Linked DNA regions of Homo sapiens: region 1 is linked to region 2. Evidence: chromatin loops called from intact Hi-C (ENCODE). Cell type or tissue: Calu3. All regions are shown on one strand. Links, peaks and the distances in the headings refer to the core of each region. The heading gives the core; the rest is flanking DNA.

What was found. A loop is a pair of places that touch in the nucleus more often than their neighbours do. Peaks named below come from ENCODE experiments on the same cell type or tissue, not always from the same donor. Only the 100,000 strongest peaks of a DNase experiment are listed, where the experiment ranks them.
Region 1: it touches region 2 in a loop (4-fold over the local background); 3 of 110 quality-filtered maps call a loop at or near these places.

Annotation. Positions count from the first base shown.
Region 1 is chr5:157,389,828-157,392,327 of GRCh38, reverse strand. CYFIP2 (cytoplasmic FMR1 interacting protein 2) reads right to left here. Exons shown (of 31, transcript NM_001037333.3): 30 at 1,660-1,807. The region is part of intron 1 of NIPAL4-DT (NIPAL4 divergent transcript); the gene reads left to right. Among named protein-coding and RNA genes, the nearest start is that of FNDC9, 45 kb to the right of the region's middle. RefSeq lists an enhancer at 1,082-2,281. In Calu3, for the core only: no CTCF peak of the experiment used is centred there; a DNase peak (open chromatin) is centred at 1,547.
Region 2 is chr5:157,326,598-157,332,391 of GRCh38, reverse strand. It overlaps CYFIP2 (cytoplasmic FMR1 interacting protein 2), which reads right to left. Exons shown (of 31, transcript NM_001037333.3): 19 at 4,343-4,419; 20 at 1,542-1,650. Among named protein-coding and RNA genes, the nearest start is that of FNDC9, 16 kb to the left of the region's middle. In Calu3, for the core only: a CTCF peak has its summit at 3,822 (motif pointing left); a DNase peak (open chromatin) is centred at 3,791.

The DNA.
Region 1 (2,500 bases), core at 1-2,500, 63 kb before region 2:
GGGAAAAATTTTCATGATGTTGGATTTGGCAATAATATCTTGGGGTATGACATCAAAAGCAAAGGCAAAAAGTTGCACTACATCAAAATTGAAAACTTTCATGCATCAAAGGGACACCATGAGAATGAAAAGGCAACCGAAAAATAGAAAATAATCACAAATTATATCTGATAAGTAATATCTAGAATATGTAAAGAACTTCAACTCAACAAAAATGACTCAATTAAAAAAATGGACAAAGGACTTGAATAGACATTTTTCTAAAGAAGATATACAAATGGCCAATAACACATGAATATAGCACTCAGCAGTGACAGTCATTAGGGAAATTCAAATCAAAATCACAACAAGATAACTTTTTCACCCCTCAGGATGACTATTATTAAAGAATAAGTGCTGATGAGGATGTGGAGAAATTGGAACTCTTGTGTACTGCTGGTGGGAATGTAAAATTGTGCAGCCACTATGGAAAACAGAATGGCAGTTTCTAAAAAGTTAAACATAGAATTACCATACGATCCAGCAATTCCACGTCCAGGTATATACTCAAAAGAATGGAAAGCAGAAATTTGTAGAGTTATTTGTACACCCATGTTTCATGGTAGCCAAAATTAACCATTTTCAAAAATACCCAAAAGGTGACAGCAACCTGAGTGGACAAACACAACGTGGTCTATATACACAATGCAATATTATACAGCCATAAAAAGGATGGAAGTTTGGACACTACAACATGGATGAACCTTGAAGACATCCTAACTAAAATAAGCCAGTCACGAAAAGACAAATACTGTGTGATTCTATTTATATGAGGTACCTAGAGTAGTCAAATGCATAGAGAAAGTAGAATGATGGTTACCAGGGGCTGGGGAGAAAATGGAATTATTTTTTAATGGGCCCGGAGTTTCAGTTGGGGAAGATGAAAAATCTCTGGAGGTGGATGTTGGGAATGATTGTACAATACTTGTGTACTTCATGCCACTGAATCATATACTGAAAATTACCATTGAAACTATTTTATGTGTATTTTTTAAAAAAGCCCTTTGTGAGGTGGCTCTTACCTCTCTCTCCTCTCACTGGGTCCCTGAGACCCACCCTTCGATCCGCCTTCCTGCCTCAGTGCCTCTGCTGTCACTGTTGCTGTCTGGAGCATCCTACCCGCCCCATACCACCTTTGCTGCTTGGTTCTTTGCTGCGGGCCATTCTGGAGTCAGCCCAGACACAGCCTCCCTCTCCTGGGAAGCTTTCTCTGCCCTCAGCCTGGTTTAAGGGTCCTTCTCTCCCTTCCCATAGCAGCCTGGCTCACCCCACGCCAGTACCTATCCCATCCAGGTGCCCCGTACAACTCTGGTATTTGGTGAATATTTGTACAGGTGAGAAACTGGCATCAGCAGAGTCTGATTGGGACAGGGAAGATGTGCTCCCGGTCTGGAGCCCAGCCCTGCCCTTCGGGGTGAACTGATTCATGGCAGTAGGTGATGAGTGGGTGACTCACGACCTCACGACTTCCTCTAAGCAGGTCCCCAGCCTATAGTATCTTTGTACTTGCCGTGTGGGGAGCTGGCCTTCACAAGCAGCTCCTCCTTGTTTGCTTTTCTGGTAAAAGCCTGGTTGTCAGCCCAGCCCCACCTCCCAGGCCTTAGCCACCAGCCTGCTCACCACATTCTTAATGATTTCATCCTTCCCGTCCTGCCTCTGCACTTTTAGCAGGTGGTAACAGAAGTCGAACAGGTCAAAGCGACGCTGCTGGCCCAGCAGGACAATGATGGAGCAACCAGCCCAGTTCAAGCCATCGCCGAAACACTGCCTGGGAGCAGGGGGAGGAAGCAGCTGGAGTGAGAGGTCGGGGGAGGAGGGCAGGGAGGGAGGGAGCCTCATCTTGGGCCAGGAGTACAGCTACTAAGCAGGCCTGTCTTTGGGCCAAGTCTCTTAACCTATAAAATGGGTACAAAGGAAGCTGTGAGGGTGGGTTCATTAGTTGCAGGGATGGTAGTTATGTCATAAGTCCTTCCGGCCACAAATTACATTTGCATCACTAATGTAAAAAAAAAAAAAATCAGCTCTAAAGACGCTCTGAATTTGCAAGGAAAAACCCACCCAGCTGTTGAGATGTATGTGGCTGATTACTCCGTGCAGGTCAAAGGAGAATCTGTCTTGACTCTCTAAAGGAGCTAAAAGAACACCTAGCAGGTGAGGGGCCATTTCAAACCAGGAGGCCAACTGGCCAGAAGCAGGCTGAAAGGGAAGGGACAGGCCATGGTGGGCAGATGCTGCTGGGGTTGAGGCTGAGTCCTTTTGGTTCTGACAAAGCTCCAACTCTCAAGAGGCCTGGCCCCCAACTCTCAAGAGACCTAGGCAATTTGGATGGCAGTAGAGTCATCCTTTGGCTGTCTCTTTTGTCCTCAAGCAGCAGCCCCAACCCGGGCAGGTGTCCCCAGTTCCCCATCACTGTACTGGAAGCCTACAGGCTAGCGCTGCTCTGAAACAGCTTCATCAACAC
Region 2 (5,794 bases), core at 2,634-5,133:
TATTCATCCCCCACACACAAACATACGCACTGTATAAGTGCTAGAGAGAAAATACATACATGAGAGAAAGAATGTGAACTAAATATGGTAAAACATTAATAATTGCAAATCTGGCTAGGGGATAAATAAGTGTTTATCGTATTATTCTTTCAACTTCCCTGTAGGCTTGAAACACAGGAAGTTTAGGAAAAATACGATTCACTCAGGCTGTGGGAAGAGGTTCAGGGTAGGCTCTGGCTTCCCATAAGTGTTTCTGCTGACATCCCAAATTTAGCCCTGGGGTTCTTTCTGCCATCTTTCTTGCACTCAATTCAGTCACCAGGGCACAGCAGCTGCCTCAGCAAGGGCCCACATTGTGCCTTCATGAGGGAAAATTTAAAAGCAAGAGGATGAAGGTCTGATTACAGAATGGAAAATATAACTTAAGGTACTTTCCACTGGGGTACACGCGGGCATTACTGCAGCTGCTATGTAGATAGCAATGAACATTTGTTGAGTACCTGCTGTGTCCACAGCACTTTGCTAGGTGTCAAATGATTATTCTTAACTATTTTATTTTTCAACTTCTCTTTTGGCATCAATTTTCTACCAACTGACCAGGGCCCCTTATAGCCATCTTATGCACACATAAAGCCCTCAGTATTTAATATCCTGTGGCTAATTCTGGCTGCATTGTAACCGATAGCAGTAATCTTCTGAAAGGGTGAAAGAAAAGCTCTCATTGAGCCCCTGTTGTTGACAGAAGTACAAATTCTATTTTTCCCCCCTCTTAATGATTCTCCATCTCCCTTGGATTTCTCATAGTAATGGGAATGTCCAGGGTTTCTGAGATGAATTCTTTCCTTTTCACCTCTGGCATGATCTTAGCCTCAGCCTGGCCCTTTCACAAAGACCAGGACCACATAATAAGCACACAGACGTCACAGCATAAAGGCCATTTTGCCACCCGCTTGGCCAACAGCAGGGCTGTAGGAGGAGGGCTCGACATCTGCTGGGGCATCTCTTATGCTGTCTGTCTGCCTCACATTAATATTATTAAATGGGGATGTTTCTCAGTTCCCAGCAACATCTCCTCTACATATAGGGTCAAATGTTAATAGAAACCAACTCTGCACACAAAAAACCCAATTTCTACCGTGGATTTGCCCTGACATGCTTTCATTTCAAAGGCGCCACAGTCTTCCTCACTTAGACCGGCACTTGGGCCCTGTTCAGGGACAGATTTACCCATCTCTAAGTGGCAGTCCCAGCTGAAAAAAGTGGGCTGCAGGTTATGATGAGAAGACAAAGGCTTTGGTTGCCATAACTTGTCAGAGGTTGGCTATAGATGGGTGGAGAAGCCCAGAACTTGAGCCAAAGGAAGCCCAATGCCTCTTTATTGTTTATGAGATCCTGAGGCTGTGCTACACCCAGGCTCGGAAATCCACACTGGCAACATGCCGGGCAGACAATACCCAGGCCTGATTTCTGATCTCTATGCTAACTTCGCAGCTGCTCTCTCCTGCCCCTTCCATCTCCAAGGTGGCTTCTGCTCCCCATACCTGGACGTGTCTCTGCTTCAGCAGTGTTTCATAGCGATTGGACGGTGGATACGGAATGATGACGCCATAATTCTTACACTCAGCTCGAAAACGTTTATCCAACAGGACACTGCAAGGAATAAAAGTGAAACAAGGCCAGTAAACAGATTGTGAATGACTCTCAACTGCCCAGATACATCTATTTCAGATCATAGGATCTACCCACAGAGCACTATCTTATATAACTTAAGTAAAATTGTTTTCTGCTCTAGACAAGTTACGTCAAATTTCTTTTCAGTCACAGAAGCTCAATATGTGAAACAGAGTTTCTAAGTTAAAGATGGGCAACACAGAAGTTGAGCCACTTTCCTCTTTTATTCATTTACTGCAAAAGCAATTGAGTGCCTGCTTGGTGTATCCCAGGAAACATTCTGGGTACTGGGAATACAAAGTTCCTGTCCTCATGGAGTTTATATTCGAGTGAGGAAAGACTGATAATATAAACACAAACAGAGGAATGGAATAATTTCAGATAATAGGTAACAGTTGCATAGTGTTTATTATTTCCCAGGCACTTTAAACACAAACACACACACACACACACACACACACACACACACACACACACACATTTTAAATCTCACCACAACCCTATGAGCTGAGAGTGTTACTATCTTTCACACTGAGGCATGGATTGCAGAGGAGAAGTGCTTTGAAAATAAGAAAATGGGATCATTTGGAGTTAGGAAGTCCAAAGTCTCTCTAAAGAAGTTTTGCTAAACAGAGACCTGAATGATAAAATTGGAAAGATCTAAGGGAACACTATCATTTACACAACAAGCTTGGTTACATTTAAGAAAAGGAAAGATGGCCAGTGTGGATAAAGTATAGTGCAGGTTGGAGAGCATGGTGCAAAATGAATTTATAACATGAGACCAGGGCCAAACCAGGTAGGGCCACACAGGCCATAGTAAAGTGGCTAGGTGTATTCTAGACATAACTAAAAGGCACCAAAAGGTTTTACGCAAGAAAGAGACACCATCTATATTTACACTGTCCAAAGTAGTAGCCACCAGCCACATGTGCCTACTGAACACTTGAGATGTGGCTGGTCCAAATTGAGATGGGCTGTAAACAGGATTTTGAGGACTTAGAAGAAAAGAATGAAAAATCTCTAATAATGTCTATATTGAGTGTATGTCAAAATTATAATGTTTTGGATATGTGGGGTTAAATAAAATATATTATTAAAATTAATTTCATCTGCTTCTTTTTCCTTTTTAAAATATGTCTGCTAAAAAATTTAAAATAACATCTCTGGCTCATATTTGTGGCCACATGGCATTTTGAATGAACAGGACTGACCTAGCTCATGGTTTTCTTCCTGGGCTTTCCCTGAATCTCTCAACCTCCTCAACTTCCCACACTTTAAAAAATCACTGATCTTACAGGGAAGGGTGTAGATAAAAGCCCATATGTCTGAAGAAGGAAGACCCAGGGTTCGACACGCCTGAGTCTGTTTATATAGATGATGGAACAGTGTATTTGGAATCAGAATTGTCTTACAGAAGCCAGAAACTCAACTCACTGTTAGAACCACATCCCATTCAATCCACAGATGCCTATTGACTACTTTGTGAAAGGCTGTGTTCTCTGCTTTCCTTGAAATCCTACGTGCATGCTTTCAATACTTTACAGCATTTAAGAGTCGCGTTATTTAATGCACATCCTGTGTTAACAGACACTTGTGTGTGCTGCACATCAACTCCTCTTTGAAATATATCAGGGCTACTTTGGCTGTTAAAAGCAAAATGAAGCAAATCCTTTTCATAGAAAAATTATTAAAGTAAGGAACTATCCTTGAAATTACTGGTTGGTATGTTTGGATTTCCAATAAGAAAGGAAATACCTATATATAAAATTTGAGGTTTTCCTCGATCAATGCTGTTACAGGTCCTTGAAACCCAAGAACTCACGAGGGTCTGAATCAACATATACTGGCAATACCAAGGAGCCTCTAAAGCTTGATACATCTCTGATCCAGACTTCTTCACTGGCCTCCTGTCTGGTTTGCACACACCCATTCCTCTCCAATTCATTCTCCATACATTTATATTTTTAAGAGAGTAAACTTTCAAAAGTAAATAAAAATCGAATCGGGTCACGGTTGTACTTTTGAAACCATTCGGAGGCATTCCACTCCCGGGAGAAACAGCTACAAAGCTGGTGTGCTCTGGCCCTGCCCACTCCCCAGCCTTAGCATGCAGCTTGCCCCCTCTAGTGGTGGTGAAGAGACACTGACATGTATTAATCCACAGGAATCCTCCCACAGCCCTGTGAAGTTGGCATGCTGTTATCATCATACTCCCACCGCAGGGTCCTTGCACAAGCAGTTCCTTTTGCCTGCAACGTCCTGCCCCATCCTTCACCTCGTTTTACTTCCTTCACTCCTACCAACTTCAGATAAGAACTCAGATGCCACTTCCGCAAGATGGCCTTTCTAGTTCCCCGCCCCCAAAGGTTTAACCATCGTACATTCCCATGAGCTTTTCCCTCACAGACAGCATGTAACCTCCTTGTCACTGTGCATTCATCGGCTTTTAGTCGATGTCTGTCTTTCCTGCTGGACTGCAGGCTGTGTGAGGTTAGCCCTTTATCTGCCTAGTTTCCTTTCCACTCTATCTCAGCACCCAGTCCGGGTCCGTGGAATGGCTCTGTTTTCCTAAGGTGCTAAAGAAGAAGGGAGGTTTCACAACAGAAAATCATGTCTTCTAGGTGGCAGTCTTAAGAGATTGCTACTCACAGCTCTGGGGCTTTCCTACCTGCCAGCCATGGCTTTGTAGTAAGCAAAGATCTGGTCTGCCAGCTTGTAGACAAACTGATCAAAACACAGGTTCACCTGGTGGAGAGGAAGCAGGAAACATCACTGGTGCCCGTTCAGCTTTATGACAGAAACTGAGCCAACTGAAAGACAGCAGTCAGGCAGGATTGCCCAGAGTGCATTCTGGGGAAAGACGCTTTGAAGGGGAAAAATATTCTGTGGCTAAGTTTGGGAGATTTGGTCCCTTGCTCTCAGGGTCCTCAGTCAGTGAACAGACAAGTCAAAGTTCAAAAAGGACCCAATCTCCCCACGGCCCCTCTCCTCAGCTGTTTCGAGGCCGCCTGCCTGGAGGGATGCAACAGACAGACTGTCAGAACCCATCAGTGCTCAAATTCGTCCGCTAACTCGGCAGCCTCCCCATCCATCTCTTCAGATGGATGTTATTTTCATTGTATTTTTCTTTGATTTGCAATTTTTTTTTTTTTTGAGACAGAGTCTTGCTCTGTCACCTAGGCTGGAGTGCAGTGGTGTGATCTCGGCTCACTGCAACCTCCGCCTCCCGGGTTCAAGTGATTCTCATCCTTCAGCCTCCCAAGTAGCTGGGATTACAGGCACCCACCACCATGCCTGGCTAATTTTTGTATTTTTAGTAGAGACGGGGTTTCACCATGTTGGCCAGGTTGGTCTCGAACTTCTGACCTCAGGTGATCCACCCACCTTGGCCTCCCAAAGTGCTAGGATTACAGGCATGAGCCACCACATGTGGCCACAAATTTGTTTATGAAGTTGATAGTCACATTTAAAAGCGCCTTCCTTCAAACTTTGCTTACATAACTTTGGTTTTTAATGAATAAAGTCTTGCCATTTCAGGGTCTCATCATCAGTGATAGACTGTGATGCTCAGGTGGGAAGATAATTCACACAGACATGAAGAATCAAACCAAATATTTCAGAAATGGCAAGAGCAGGACATGACCATGAGATGGGGCAAAGGCAGTAGCTAGGTAAGAGTCAAAGGAAACAGATCCTATTTACTGTCAGATTTAATATTTTAAGTCTTTCATGTTTAATATTTATGTGATTAACCTTTGGTCCTTTTTTCACCAGACTCTTGGCTCCATAAGGTTAATGATTCAAAAAGCTTTCAGATCTTTCATCTCACACCCTACGTGGTATGCAGAACACAAAACCCCAGCGCTGTGTTTAGTGCTTTCCTCAGACCCAGGTCACCGAGGCCTCTGACCTGCACTTTGAGCTTCAAGGGTCATCAGCGGACCTCCCTCCAGGCAAAGAATCCATAAGGTCAAGGTGGGCGTGTGCACTCAGGCCCCATTCTCCCCTTCTAGAACCAGTTCTGAGAAGCCTTCTACAGGCGGCTCAAGCCTCTTCCAGGGCCACGTGCTCTCTTCCCTGGCTTCCCCTCTGAGGGTGGACTCCACTATGGGTGTGTGTG